Regions from separate parts of the Homo sapiens genome. Here regions 1 and 3 are each linked to region 2. The links are chromatin contacts, found by Hi-C or POLR2A ChIA-PET in ENCODE. All regions are on one chromosome and are shown on one strand. The core of a region is the stretch at or near the end of the contact, and the rest is flanking DNA. Distances in the headings are between cores, read along the strand shown.

Evidence for each region. Hi-C counts contacts between places; a loop is a spot of excess contacts on that map. ChIA-PET counts read pairs that join two places held with the same protein, here RNA polymerase II (POLR2A). Pooled maps may share reads with other maps.
Region 1: a map of ascending aorta shows a loop between it and region 2 (7-fold over the local background). The contact joins the promoter of SEC62 here to the promoter of NLGN1 in region 2. A Hi-C loop is called at or near these places in 1 of 168 maps with a recorded cell type or tissue (ascending aorta) and 2 of 50 pooled maps. POLR2A ChIA-PET finds 5 or more read pairs at or near these places in 1 of 52 experiments (activated CD8-positive, alpha-beta T cell).
Region 3: a map of naive thymus-derived CD4-positive, alpha-beta T cell shows a loop between it and region 2 (14-fold over the local background). The contact joins the promoter of MECOM here to the promoter of NLGN1 in region 2. A Hi-C loop is called at or near these places in 1 of 168 maps with a recorded cell type or tissue (naive thymus-derived CD4-positive, alpha-beta T cell), 2 of 37 single-sample maps with no recorded cell type and 8 of 50 pooled maps.

What each region holds. Positions count from the first base shown.
Region 1 is chr3:169,965,089-169,970,123 of GRCh38, reverse strand. SEC62 (SEC62 preprotein translocation factor) reads right to left here and starts at 3,317. Exons shown (of 8, transcript NM_003262.4): 1 at 3,266-3,317. The coding sequence starts at 3,301. It also overlaps the pseudogene FHL1P1. RefSeq lists enhancers at 1,110-1,642, 3,199-3,638.
Region 2 is chr3:173,396,423-173,401,013 of GRCh38, reverse strand. NLGN1 (neuroligin 1) reads right to left here and starts at 3,270. Exons shown (of 7, transcript NM_001365925.2): 1 at 2,951-3,270. RefSeq lists an enhancer at 4,502-4,591.
Region 3 is chr3:169,661,334-169,665,876 of GRCh38, reverse strand. It overlaps MECOM (MDS1 and EVI1 complex locus), which reads left to right and starts at 2,165. Exons shown (of 17, transcript NM_004991.4): 1 at 2,165-2,541. The coding sequence starts at 2,505. RefSeq lists a silencer at 3,174-3,273 and an enhancer at 4,363-4,543.

The DNA of each region.
Region 1 (5,035 bases), core at 2,068-4,567, 3.4 Mb after region 2:
CATTAAGCCTTTGAGGGGTAGTTTTCTGATTTAGGACTGGCTTCCTGAGTTCTTTCTCTTCAGAATATTCAGAGTCAGAAATTAGACCTGTATAGTCTGGCTATATAGTCCCAAATTTTCTCTTTTCTTCCCTGTCCTGAAATTAAGCACATAAGCCCATGATATGTCAAGGTTTTATTGCTTGCCAGGAAGACAGATGGGTGCAACAAAAATAACTAATGGAGGGTTATAAAAGTTCTAAGAATTAGCCATTTAAATGTCTCAAAACTCAACTGGACATTAAGCAGAATACTGAATGGGATGATTCTCTTTAGCAAGGACAAGTCATGTTAAGTCTTTACGTTGCATAATTCAATAATAAAGAAGTCAGGATTAAAGTATTTCAAAGCAACTTATTTTTTATCTATTGTGAGACAGAAAGAGTATTCAGTTGGGAATCAGAAGACCTGGTCTAAATCTGGTTTTACTATCTTGATTGACGATCCTGGATTAAGTCACAAAACCTCACTGGACCTCAGTTTATCTGAAAAACGAGGGTGTTGGGTGAGATCAGTCAGCTGTAGGATCACCACTCTGCTTTCATGTTAAGACTGAATTTATGAAAAAGGCTTCCAAACAAACCCTACTAGATCCTTTTAAACTCTAAAATTTCTTGATACCAGGATTGTAAATCAACTTCTACTATGCAGCAGCACATTGTTAATCTATATGTAGTTACTGTATGAGTACATGTAGCTCACTTCTGGTTTTCAGTGACCAGTAATGAGTCCAAGAAGGAAATGTGACAACAGTCCTCTTGCTAGAAACTTCGATGGGACACGAGAATCTGAAATTATACTGAATTACAAAGAAAAAGCAAATTAGCTACTTTTTTTTTTAACCCTGAACTTATTTGTTTGTATCAAACATTTCTCCCCAATGTGCAAAGTATAATTAAAGATCACTGAATCTATTAACCATCTTTCTAAACATAAAACATCAAGCAACAAATGACAGAAACTCAGTTGGTATTACAGACCTTTTGCCTAAAAATTCTACAACAGGATCTTTTTTGTAAGTTAAACTCTGAACTTTTCATTACATTTGATCTTTTTATCACAAGTGATGTATTATAGTTTCTGATTATCTGGAATGATAAAACTGAGGTACTTTCTAGGCTAGTATATTTTCATAAGTGTGTTAGGCTGCATGAAAGTAGTACTCTAAGATCTCTCACAAACATTTTATACAGCCATGTAGAAAATTTCAAGGACAGAAAAATAAATGTCACTTAATTTTGCAGTATGCCCAGTAGATTTTAATAATCAATCCTCAAATAATAGAAAGTAAACAGCTATACTCTACATAACTCCCAACCTAATAGTTTACTGAATAGAGGGTTGTTAATCTTTCTTCAGCATATCAAAGAGTAGTTAACAAAAAATAAAATAACAATCCAATCTAAATCCTTCATCCTGGGTAAGGAGTAGAATAGAAGGGAGGGGCTGCGTGCCAAACACTTTTAATAACTTTTAATAAATAAGTTGACTCACCTATTATTTTCACAGCAATCTTAAAGTTTTTCTTTTTTCTTGCTTTTTTTTTTTTTGAGGTAAATATGTTTTCTTACCGATGCAGACAGGGAGGTAAAAATTAACTTGCTCAAAGTTACTCAGCCAATAATTGGTGGAGGTGGGGTACAAACAGGCAGTTTGGCTCAAGTTTTAGCTCTCTGCCACTGTCACATTACTCCACAGCCTCTGTTTAATATAAGATCACAACTAAATAAGAGCAGCTATTCAAAAGGTGAATTATATAGCCCTTACAACAATATTAAAGAGCAACTGGAATTGTAAAACAATGTGTATTGAAGGGCATAAAATTGTACTGTCAAGTGTAAATCTAAGGAGTTCTGTAAGTACAAATCTGACAGACAATTTCAATATACAATCTAATAAAATACTGTATACCCACGTCAGAGGAATAACACTAACTCTTGAAAGATTAAGAACAGTATAATTAGAAACTTCTACTGATCTTAAGACCTAGTCTTATCTGTCTGAACTCGAAATCTGCCTCTTTCTAATTCCCTTCTGCACCCTGTTCGGAACTACTTTATTTCTGCCAAATTCCAAAATTCCAAATTTACTGATCATGTGTGTCTTTTTCACAGCACTTAAAAAGTTTACAGAAGAATTTTAACTTGCATAGCTCAAAACATCTGTATTGTACGCCAATAAATCGATAAACTTAAAAAAAAAAAGAAGGGATAAAATGGAAGAAAGAAAAAATCATTCTAAGCAATGAAATAGTAAGGAACAGAAAGGCAATGATGAATGTAACAATTTATGATTATAGTAACAATTTACTACATGTGATCAATTTGAGGGCTTATGAAGGTTTCTCAGCACATCAGCTGATGAGACGACTAATAAATATCCTGAGTCCAAGATGTTCTACATAATTAATCCTCTTGGCAAAGAACAAGAACCAGGGAAAATCGCAAGGAAGAAATGCACAAATGACACGCATGTGGAATTAGGGGGAGATGTTATGTACGTTACTACGAGGATGACACACTGGCATGTGAAAGGTTTCTGGGCTCCACCAGCTCGTTGCAGCACCAACGAGGTTGTGGTTGTTTACACCACGTCGCCCGGAAAAAAGCCGGCAAGCTTCAAGTGGACTATTAAGTTAATAATATTGAAGGGAAAGAAGGGCAACGCAACTGAACATCTGGATGAGCAGATCCCTGCCTAGGCCCCGAGGCAGCTGACCAAGTCCAGATCATTCCCCCTTACGGTCTATGCGCACAAAGAACCAGCTGCTTTAGGTCAGTCCGCCGCCTCCTGCTACCCCTATTACCGTGGCCTTAATTTCAGGCCAGCTAAGGCCAGAGGATGGGGTGAAGGGAGGGGAGGAGCCCCGGGAAGGGTCAGCGTCTGCGCCCCAGGGGAGGCTGACCTTCCAGCTCAGGCCCGGGACAGCGCGACCACAGGAACTCCAGGCCCACAGCCGCGCCTCCGCAGCCGGATTCTGAGCGCGGCGCCTCCTTCCTTCCCCTGCTGCTCCACCACCACCTCCGTCTCTGTCTCCGCCGTCGCCAACACCGCCCCCCCTCAGGCCCCTCACAACGCGCAGCCTGCAGCCAGCTGCCTCGCGGCGGAACCCCACCCCACCCCACCCCACCTCGCCCTTGCTTTCGCTCGCCCTTTTAGGGGGCTTTCCCCGCCCCTTCCACTATCCAGCGCGCCGAAGCCCCCTGCCCAGAGCTCGGCTTTGCTACCTGGATCCGCTTCTTGTGTCTCCTGCGTTCCGCCATGTTGGCCGCTCCGCCCGGTTCCCTCTGACGTGGAGCGAGGAGGGGGCGGTGGAAACCTCGCGAGAACGCGCCCCGAGGCCCGTTATGTAATCCGCCGGCTGGCGCCCCTGGAATGGGGAGGTCGGCCGCCTGGCGGGGCCAGCGGTCCTTAGCGGTGCCTTCTCTCCCCTCTTCCCTCCGCTCCTGCTGTGCGGGAACTGGAGAATCGTTAGGACGTGGAGGAAGCAGAGAAGTGGATCAGAGAACAGGAGGGCTGGGAAGAGTCCTGGTTTCTCAATCCTGACTGAGCATCTGAATCACCTGAGAAGCTACTAAAATGCAGATTCCCCGACCCCATCCCCTTAGAGTCAGAGTCTGTGCATTTAGGGTGCGGCCTTTCTCAGAGGGATCGACTGAGACCTACTGAACCCTAGAAGTCTTTACCTGAGGCAGTTCCTGCAATGTACTGTATATTTCATGACATTCCATGTAAAAGATGACAAGACCGAGACCGTTGAGTGACAGAGATAAGAACTGACTTATCTAAGGCTCCACAGGTGGTAGATGGCAGAGCCGAGACCTGAGCCAATTATCTTTTCTCCTGCACTGTGCGGGGTAATACAGCTCGTTTAAAACAAGCTGGAGTCTCCATTCCGTTTTCCGCGTTGCTTCTCACAACTCACTGTTAGAATCCAGAAGTAAGAGAACCCGGGGAAGCGTAAGGAAGATGAATAGGACAAAGATTCTAAGAAGGTGGGAAGGAAGAAGGCTGCAGTCTATTTCAAGTCTGGTGAATTTCAATCACTGTAGCCTTTATTGTTATTTTAGAGCCACCTAGACCAAAAGAGAAGGAGCTCAAATTGCTGGTAAGTGCTTAGATAGAAATTCCCTTGACTGACTTTATAGAGATCTTTAAAGCGTTTTTAATTGTAGAAAATTGGGAAAATTCAGAATAGAAAGATGTTCTTTTTTTTTTGATGCTGAGTTTCGCTCTATATTGCCCAAGCTGGAGTGCAGTGGCGCAGTCTCGGCTCACTGCATCACCGAACTCCTCGTCTCAACTGATCTCCCTCCTCAGCCTCCTGAGTAGCTGGAACTACAGGCATGAGCCACCACACCTGGCTAATTTTTACTTTTTTTGTGTGGAGATGGAGTTTCCTTATGTTGCCCGGGCGGGTCTTGAACTCCTGGGCTCAAAACGATCCACCTGTCTCTGTCTCCTGAGTAACTGGAACTACAGGCGTGAGCCACTGTGACCGTTCAGTTTATTTTCTTATAGTATTCTGACTTTGTGTGTGTGTGTGCATGTGTGTTTGTATTTATATTTTTTCCTGTTTCCCAAATTGAGATCATATGCAATAAGGCAGCTGCTTTTTTCACTTAATGTTAGGTTGTAAGCGTTTATTATACCATTAAAATTTTTTTCCAGGTTTCCCATATTATATATCTAACCTAAGAGCAATTAAATATGTAAGTAAGGCAAATTGCAGCATCTTGATGCCTAATTTTTTAATAAAGTAAGATTGCTGAATTTTTTTTTTTTTTTTGGACTATGCAGTTCTGGTCTCAGGAGTCATTTAATTCCTTTCTCCTCTATAATCTATAATTTGGGTGTGTGTATAGTCAGGGATGGGGTGAGAAAGAAGTAATTATTCTTGCCAATTAACCCAAAACATAATATAGAATATGAAATGTCTTTATTTCCTTCAATCCCTCTACCCACCCAGAATGATGAATCTGTTTTGTGCTGTTTTA
Region 2 (4,591 bases), core at 2,021-4,520:
GACCTTGTGCCCATGAGAAGAAAGGTTTCGAGATAATAGAAGAAGCCTGATAAAATGCTTAAGCAACTCTCTTCTCCTGACTTTTTATTATGTGAGATAAATAAAGCTTTATTTGCTTAATCCACGGTTAGCCAAGTTTTCTGTTACTTCATAGCCAAATATATTTATAAATAATACATTTACTATTCATTTATGGTAGACTCTATGTTCAGACATAAAGGTAAGCTATCATTTCCGAATGACATGATAAATCAGGCATGTCTTTTGATCTCTGGCAATTCACTGTGCAGTGAGAAAGCCAACCATTAGAAGTGTGAAAGGTGGGCTACTCCCAGTATAAATACTGTGTTGTGGGAGCTCAGAGTAAGGGTACAGGAAGGAAGCATCATGATGAAGGAAAGACCACCCAAGGAACTAAAATGTTTTTCTGTCCTATCATTGGTGTATATTTGGTGGGGTGGGGTAGAGGGGCAGGGAATGGATCAATGAAGAAAGATTAGCATAAGCAAACCACAAAATCCTAAAATGGTATGTAGTGTTGGGGAAAATAGTAATTAAGAGTCTTGTGAATGGACTAAAGAGTGAATTCAGAAGGGGGGCCAGGAGGACAGTGTTTTAATCTACATAAGGAGGTTTAAGAATGAATTGTGAAAAGCATTGAGTGGCATTAGGGTTGTGGACTTTGGCATGTAATAATCTATAAGGAGCCACTGGCCAATGTTAATAAGATCATACCTATATTTCAGAAATAATAATAATAATATTAAGTCTAGAAGACTGGACTTTGGTGATTTCATTTACAGATAATTAAAACATAACTGAAAAATCATATCTTCCTATTGACAATCCAGTAAGATGGAAACCGACTGCAAACTTCACTTCAAAAACTAAGCCTTTAAAATGTGGCAAAGGTATATGTTACACAGCTGCAGTTTCTAATACTACTGTTACTTTTAACTGTGTTTTGCTTACAAAAACTACAAATTAGTATTTGTTAGGTAATTTGTGAAATAACTCCTTTGTGTAAAAATAATAAAGAATTATCAAGATAAACCATTACTATGTTAAAAACTGTTTCAATACATGAAAACCCAGAGAGATACGTCACTCAAAGCTATATCTGTATTAATATTGTCTCACAAAAAGTTGTCAATAGCATTAAAATGTATGTGAAAAATTTTATAAAAAACTCAGATCTCAGATTTATAACTGTATTTTATAGTTCTAGCTACTTAATTATCCTATAAAGAAAACCAGAAACAGCTAGTTTAATGTAATTTGAAGGGATATGTAGATCTTGGCACTGGATAACCATGTGAAAATAGTAAAAGCAGAATAAAATATAAGAATTTCAGAGTTGGAAGAGACTTTGGAGAGTGATCCAAGAAAGTCATCCAGGAATGCATAGGGTCATCAGGCCTTCCAACACCCTGCAAATGAAACCAATGGAGTTCTCAGCCTACCTTCTTTAAGTGTATATTTCACCTTCAACTTCAAAGCCATTCAAACATTTACATTTGAAAATATGTTATTACTAAATGTAAGTGGAAAATTTCACAAAATAAAACTATACTGAGGGAATAAAGAAAAGATTGACAGCAAGTACTTTGGGGGTGGAAGAAGGGAGACAATGGGAAGGACGGGAACTAAAGAAGCTTTTCTTACTCCACACTACTGGAACTCTAGTAGAATCTGCTGAAAGATTGACTCCCTCAATTTCTGCTTATGTTAAGAGGATTGGGAAGACTAACTGCAGAATAGCAGGCTTACAGAAAACAGTTACTTCTTTTAATCAAACCATGTAATCAGAAGGCCTGAGTAATGATTAACTTCCACTTTCTCTGTGAATCACTCAATCACTCTGCAGTGCAAGTAGACTTAGATTCATTCTCTGCCAAAGGCACAGTAAATTTAATGTTTTTGCATTTAACATTTAATATTTTAAATATATGAATGGCCCTTGCTTCTGAGCTCATTTCAAAAACCTTGTGTTCTGCTAGGTTACAATGGCTGATAGAAATGCTGAGACATTTTATAGGTTTTACACTCAAACATAGGTACACATACCCTTTCTCAGTGACATTTTAATATCTATGATCCTATTAATAATTGAGCACAATTAATGGTGAGAAATGCATTAAGACCCTGTAATTTTCATGTACAGCATGACAACTCAATTGACTTAAGCAAAAATAGTCTACCGGAGTTTGAGTATAAAAAGAGGGAAAATGAGTATATTAACTACCTGTAAAAATGCAGAGTAACAGATACTGGGTTAACTATACGAATTCACGTTTCCCAAGTGTTATATGTATCACTATGGCCCTGGAAATGCAAAAAGAAATAGTACCTTTGTGGAGGCCAACTGTTCATGATTTAGAATTATCACAAATGAATCAAATATTGGACATGTAATATCCCTCATCTCTATAACACACTAACAACCTCCTCTGGAAGAAATTATTCCCAATGCAAAATCTCAACCTAAATAATTTTAAATTCAGGTGGTTTTTCATTTCTACTCACAAGGCATTGTGTTGAGGCGGGCAGGAGTCGGTGGAGAACGGTTTAAATGTTTGGAATACCTTCTCTTCCCAGGAGAGTTTATTGCCCAATAATGCATAATATATTAGTTGCTCAACGCGGGGGATCTAGGGAGTGACATCTTGACTGGAAACACACAGATCTGAAAACCACCTCTCAGGAAACGTTGTGGGGAAGAAGAGCAACTTTCTTATCCCTGTCAAACTAACCGGCGGAACCAACCCCAGAACTAGCCGGAGGGCCTGGGGAGAGCAGAAGGCTGAAAGCAGCTCCTCTGCGCTCCGCCGAGGGTTCAGGCAAGGGTTTTCTTCTGGAGGCGGCATTGTTCCTCCATCTGCTCAGCCTCCGTATTTCGCCAGGAAACCCTCCCCGCTTTCTCGTAATCTGTTCCTTATTTCTTTTGTACCTCTCAGCCGATTTCCATGCTCTTGGTCTCTGTGGTCCCAGGGCACAGCTCTAGGGTGAAGAGCTGCAGTGACTGGGGCGCCGCTCTAAGGCTTTGGAGGCGACTGCACTCCGCCCGGGCTCTGGCAGCGTGAGCGCCGCACAGTCGCTCGCTCCCTTCTCTCCGGTCTCTCCGGCTCGGACGGGCTCTCCCGGCCTCTCATCACCCACTCCGACTCGCCTTTCCTGCCGTGTCTCCCCACGCCAGCTCCGCGCGCTCGGCGCTGGCCGCCCGGGCGCGCTCTCCGCGCCGCCGCCTGATCCTCGGCTTACAGCCGCGGCGCTCCCCCGCCCGCCCACAGGCCGGGACTCCGAATTGAAGGGTCAACCCTCCGCGGGGAGGCGGGGAGGAGCGGCGAGGAGAGCTGGGGCAAGTGGGGAGCCGCGGGTGGGGGGACTGACGGGGGAACGGGAGAGTGAGGCCAAGAAGAAAGAAGATGCATCTGCTCCGAAGACGCCAATGAAGAAAGGACAGAGGGGGCAGGAGTGGAGTGGGGGAGAGAACGCCCACCAGGAGGGTGGGCAAAACGGGCAATTTACAAACTGCCGGGGCTGGAGATGCCGCGCGGAGGAGGAAAGAGGTTAGCGGCACAGAAGAAGAAATGAGGGGAAGTTCCCACATCTCCCCAAAAGGTCACGTTTGAAAACCGTGTCCCTTGAACGGGAGTTAAACAAGCGACTGGCCATGGTGTAAAAGGTGGATTTAAAAGGAAATTTAGTGTCATGTACTTATTTAGACACGGCTTCGTCTCGCTCAACTCTGGCAAATTACCCTCCAAGTAAAATGTATTGGTTTTATGCAGAAACGGAAGGCGAATCTCCTCCACTGTGGACTCCTCCTGAGATTGGTTTGTTTGCTGGTTATCTTTCTTTTTAAATGAAAAAAAGCGTTTGGGAGCTTCCATGAACCCCAACGCTTAAAAAAAACCACCCAGTTTATTAAAGTTCATTATTTTTTATTGCTTTTATTTTCATCAGAGGATAGGGTGAGGGACTGGCATCTTCAGATGTTTAAAACACTTATTTAGGTAGCATTATTTTTTATAAAGGACACGATTTCCTAAAACCGCCAGAAAGGCTATTGGAAAACTCAGCTACTAGCCTGGGAAAGAGAGACGCATTTAAACTCAAATAGACGATTATACCTCCAGCACCCCCCACCCCCACCCCAATGGGATTGGAAAAGGGTTGAGTTTACAGAAGAGAGAGAGCAGAGAAGGGTGGGTGGAAGGTGGGGAAGGCGAAGGAGAGGCAGGGAATAGGAAGTTCTCGGCAATCCCCGGGATTAAGGTAAACGCCGGAGCTCGGCGGACGCAGGAAGCTCCCTTACCTTTCTCTCTAAGCCCCGTTTGCACCTGATCTGCAACCATAAATACTTCGTGGTGCTTAGTGTGCAGCCAAACGATGGCCAAATGTTAAACAATTCTTCACGCTCCCTCCCCCTTTTAAAAAACAGGCTCAAAAGAATGTTAATAGTGTTCTTGTTATCCATCGGCTCCAAAACATTCCGTTTCGTGGGGAGGAGAGACGAAAACCAGGCCCTTGGGCACGCGTATATGTATTTATATATTATGCGGTCGGTATATAAACATATATACGTTTC
Region 3 (4,543 bases), core at 916-3,415, 3.7 Mb after region 2:
GGGATGAGGTGAAAGGGATTAGCCGGAGGAGTGGAGGGGAGGATGGCGGTTCTTTTCTTTTTTCTTTTCTTCTCTTTCTTTTTTTTTTTTAAGCTACCTTGGCGGTTGGGCACCAAGGCAAGGTGCTCAGCCACCCCTGGGGTGCCTGGCAGGGAAGGTGAGGATTGGAGGGACAAGACCTAGATTTTGACAGCTGGGATCTTCAGGTGCTGCTGGTCTGTCCCCTGGCCTAGGGGATGGTCCCTAGAGAGTCTCTTACACCGATCAGAAGCAGCCTTATGAACTTCTTGCCAGTCAGCCTAGTGTTTGTCTCTCCCTAGAGATTTTGTCCCCCCTTCCAAAGCCTCTCAAGACCCATTTCTCCGTTTCCTCGGAGGACATTTGCTGGTCAGAGGGTAGGCACCTCTCCATCTAAACTGAGGGAAGCTGGTGGAGTCACATTTTGGGGGAAGTTTCAGAGTCAAAGACCTGTGTGAACCTAACAGAATGTTGGAATGGCTGGTGCTTTTGCACACACCAAATGTGTTAGCACACTCACCTTTATGCACAGGACAGCGGGAATTCTAGGTCTGGAAAAAAACCCAGGTGCCTCTTTAATTCAGAGTGGATAATAGAGTTCTCTTGTGCCCACGCGTGTGGGCACTAGAGCCTTCTCTTTTGGAAGTTGTTTTACTCCTGTTGTGAGTAATTCCCTCCTTTACCTTCCTACTTCCCTTCCTCACATTTCAACCTTATACATCTGTCTCCCTTGAGACCTGTAGCTTGGTTCTCCAGGGACCTCTATCTTACAGCCAAATGCCCCCAGAATTACACAGCTCTGGATAAAGGAAAATGGTAGGCATCCTTAACAAGGACAAATTCTTTGAACTTTGATTCTCTTGAATAAAGAGATTTGCAGGCCATTGATACCCTTTGGGGTTGAACCTTGTTATTTGCTCTCTCATGTCTGCAGTCCTAGATTTGATAATAAATACCAACAGGTACGACTGGGCATTCTCAATGATTCCCCTTTCCCTCCACAGCCTTTGCCAAACTCATGCCCAGGACCTGCTTTTCTTTTCCTTTAACTTGAACATCAAGGATGTATTGTTGCAGCACGGAGACTGAAAAGATTGTAATTTTCTTTTATGGTGTCTGGCAGGATTTGCAACAGATATTAATGGGGACATAAATAGCACATGGAAGGTATTGAACAAAACTGTTTAATGCAAGAAGGTTGTACCAAAAGAAAATCTATACCTAGTTGGGATTGATTCATACCTTGTACACAGCTAGCCCCTTTAGGAATTCCCATTTCTGAGTGGCACTTCATTGGTAAATCCTGTAATTAAAGGAAATTTCAACAATGTATTTTTTTAAGAGTGTGTGATTTTCCTCCCTACTCCTCTTTCTTTTGACCCCGAGGTTGTAGGTTTAAGCGAGTGAGTGAAAATGGCAGGCAAGCAGAGCTGCATCGGGAGGCGACCGGGGCAGCAGTGGGGGAGGCCGGAAGGTGACAGCCGACCTCTGAGAAAGCAGGAGGTCTTTGGATGTCAAATGCCAGCGCCGGCCCGGACCCGGGAATCAAGGGTGATCATTACTACTTGGTAGGGAAAGAATACTGAAATGTCCCAAGGATGGCAGCAAGCATTGGTATTACAGCTAAAATCGAGGAAAAAACCAGTTATTTATTCTGCTTACAACCCTGAAAGCGGAAGCTGCAATAGCTTCAGTAGCAGTAGCAGCGGCAGCAGTAGATTTCTCAAGTTCAGGATGATTCTCACTTTCTCCTGGATTATTAGCCGAGGGTCCAGCCCTTCTAGTTCTTTAACAGGAGAAGGGTTTTTAAAAAATGTTTTTAAAGTTTTTTTCCCCCCTGGCTTCTTGCTTCCCTCGTAGATGGTATAGAAAAATGTCTGCAATTTATGGTGGGAAAAACAATAACAATAATCATGATACAAGCTTGTTGGCGATTCTAACATGGAATCAATCCTCTGCCCAAGCCTTTTCAATTCCCCCCTCCCCTTTTTTTGGGCGAGGTGTCTGCTCCCCTCTGGCTCCCTGCGTTCGCTCCCCGCCCCCCGCCGCCCTCCCCGCGGCTCCCTTTCTCCGCCTCCTCGGCGATTGCCATCTGACAAGATCTCCAAATCAAAGTGATAAATCGCTCCAAACTTTTTTTGGCGGCGCTGAGATGTTGGAGGGGCGTCTAGCGCGCATGTGCGAAGGTGTCCAAACTGACAATGCTGGAGAGATAGCGAGTGTGGATTGAGAGAAAGGGAGAGAGGGAGGGAGAGAGAGTGAAAGAAGAAAATACAGAGAGTGAGTGTGTGGAAGAGAGAGAGAAACAGGAGAGAAACAGGAGGGAGGGAGAGAGAGAGAGAGAGAGAGAGAGAGAGAGAGAGAGAGAGAGAGAGAGAGAGAGACAGGAGAGAGAGGGAGGGAGCGAGAGGGAGAGCAAAAGAAGGAAAGGATCCAAGAAAAAAAAGCCCCAACCACACACCAGCGGCTGCAGGACTGGGCACAGCATGAGATCCAAAGGCAGGGCAAGGAAACTGGCCACAAGTAGGTGCAATATCCCTTTTCTATTGGCTTTTCCCCCTCCTCTGCCATCTTGCATATCTGTCTCTAGCGCTCCGGGAGGGAGCGCGGGCTGCCTCTTGCGCCGGGGCCCCGGGTGGAGGGCAGGCGGAGCGCAGCCCCAGCAACCTGCCGGTTCCAGTCTCTGCTCCCGGTCGCCCGCGCTCTCGCTCCCGGGTTGGGCGCCGGAGGAGCCTGGGCAGCCCTCAGTCCCGCGCACCGACCAGCTGTGGCAACCCCGGGGTGGGGGTGGGGGTGGGGGCAGCAAAGACTAGGGGTGGGAGGGAGGAGAGAGCGCGAGAGTGAGCGCGAAGGGGTGGGGTGGGGGGGAAGAGAAGAGGAGAAAGTCTCCCCCTCCCCTCCCCTTCCCCCCAGGCGGGGGAGAGTTGCCTCTGGCCAACCAGCTAGTCCCGGGTGTGGGAGGAGGGGGGCGCGGGGGATGGGGGGCCGGCAGGAGAAGGGAGCCTTTTCGAGCCTCGGTTTGTTTCTGGGGTTTGGGTAGGGTAGGCGGCTCAGAGGGAGCCACAGTGGCGGCGGCGGCGGGCGGCTGTGGTGGACTTGGGAAAAGTTGCGAGGCGGCCGCTGGAAGTTGCGCGGGCGGGCGGGTGGACTGCGCCGAGCCGCGGCTGCGGTAGTGGGCGCTGTGCGCTCGGCCATGCTCTCCGGCGCGGCGCTGCGCGGCGGGAGGACTGCGGCGGGGAGTAGGGGACACCAAGGTGGGGGCTGTGATCGCGGGGTGGGGGCGGGGGCACGGGCAGAGCAGAGCTACCGGCTCCGCACAGCCACGCGCAGGTGGGGAGGAAAGAGGCCCAGCGAGCGCTCGGACGTGGGGAGAGAAGAGGCCCAGCGAGCGCTCGGAGAGCCGGGAGTGGAGGGCACACAGCCAGCGGCGGCAGCCTAGGAGCAGGAGGCAGAGAGGGCGCGCTGCGACCCGCGCACCTCGGGCTTGCTGGGCGCCGAGCAAACCCCAGGGGGCGGGCTGCCAGAGCGTTGGGCCGCGGAGAGGGCGCAGCGCAGCCTCCGGCGCTTCGTCTGGGTGCAGCCTGGGTCCAGGGTCAATAACCCTCCCCGGCGCCCCCTGCCTGCCCGGCGCGGAGCGGCCTTGGTCTGGCGGGATGTGGGCTAAGGGGTTTGGGGAGGGGGCGGTGGGAGTCCCATCCCCCACTCTTACAGCAAAAGTGTTGGATGACTCGCCTGGCTTTGCCGGCGGGGCCCACACTTTCCCACACGGTGTGATGCTCCGCCAGGACTGTAGACGACAGGACTGCGTTTGTCCAAATGCTTCTACTTCGAGTTGAAGGGGACTCAGGGACACTGAGCCCCGGAGCGGCTGGGAGCGCTCTTCCTTGAGGTGTCAATAGGCGGGGCTGGAGCTGCCTCGGGAGTGGACAGGCCGCGGTTCTCTCTCCCACACTCGCACTCGCCGAAAACAAAACTCTCTAATTGTGTTGTTTACGGAACGCAGAAATGAGAGATCGGAGATGGGTGGGATGCTTCTCCCCAGTGAAATCCCAGTCTCCCCCCGCGCGACCCTCGCACATTAGAACCAAATACGGTAGGTATCGTATCCACGCCTCCTTGCTCACTGCGTCCCTGCAGCAGCCCGGGAAGTCGGCGGCACCTCAGCAGGCTCGGCTTCGCGGGCATTGGAGTCGGCGGTGTAGCCCCGCGAGATGCTGTCATCCCAGGCGCCTTTCCAGTGCTTTGTGCAGTCCTCACCCAAGCACTCGTACACTCCCCGATACATTTCCTTTCCCCTGGGTCTGAGAAATCAACCTAAATATAGGGCTCTTTGGGTCATCAGTCCATCTGTTTCTCTTTTGGGTGTTGTTCTTTACACTCGCTGCTACAGTGTCAAAGGGCGCCGGTGGAACTGTTTTCCCTGTTTGCTTTTAAATGAGGCCGATGTCTTTATTTTCATCTGAAGGGAAATAAATGTACATATACTTGAGGTTTGCGGGCTTCGATTTGGACTAAAGGTTGGGAG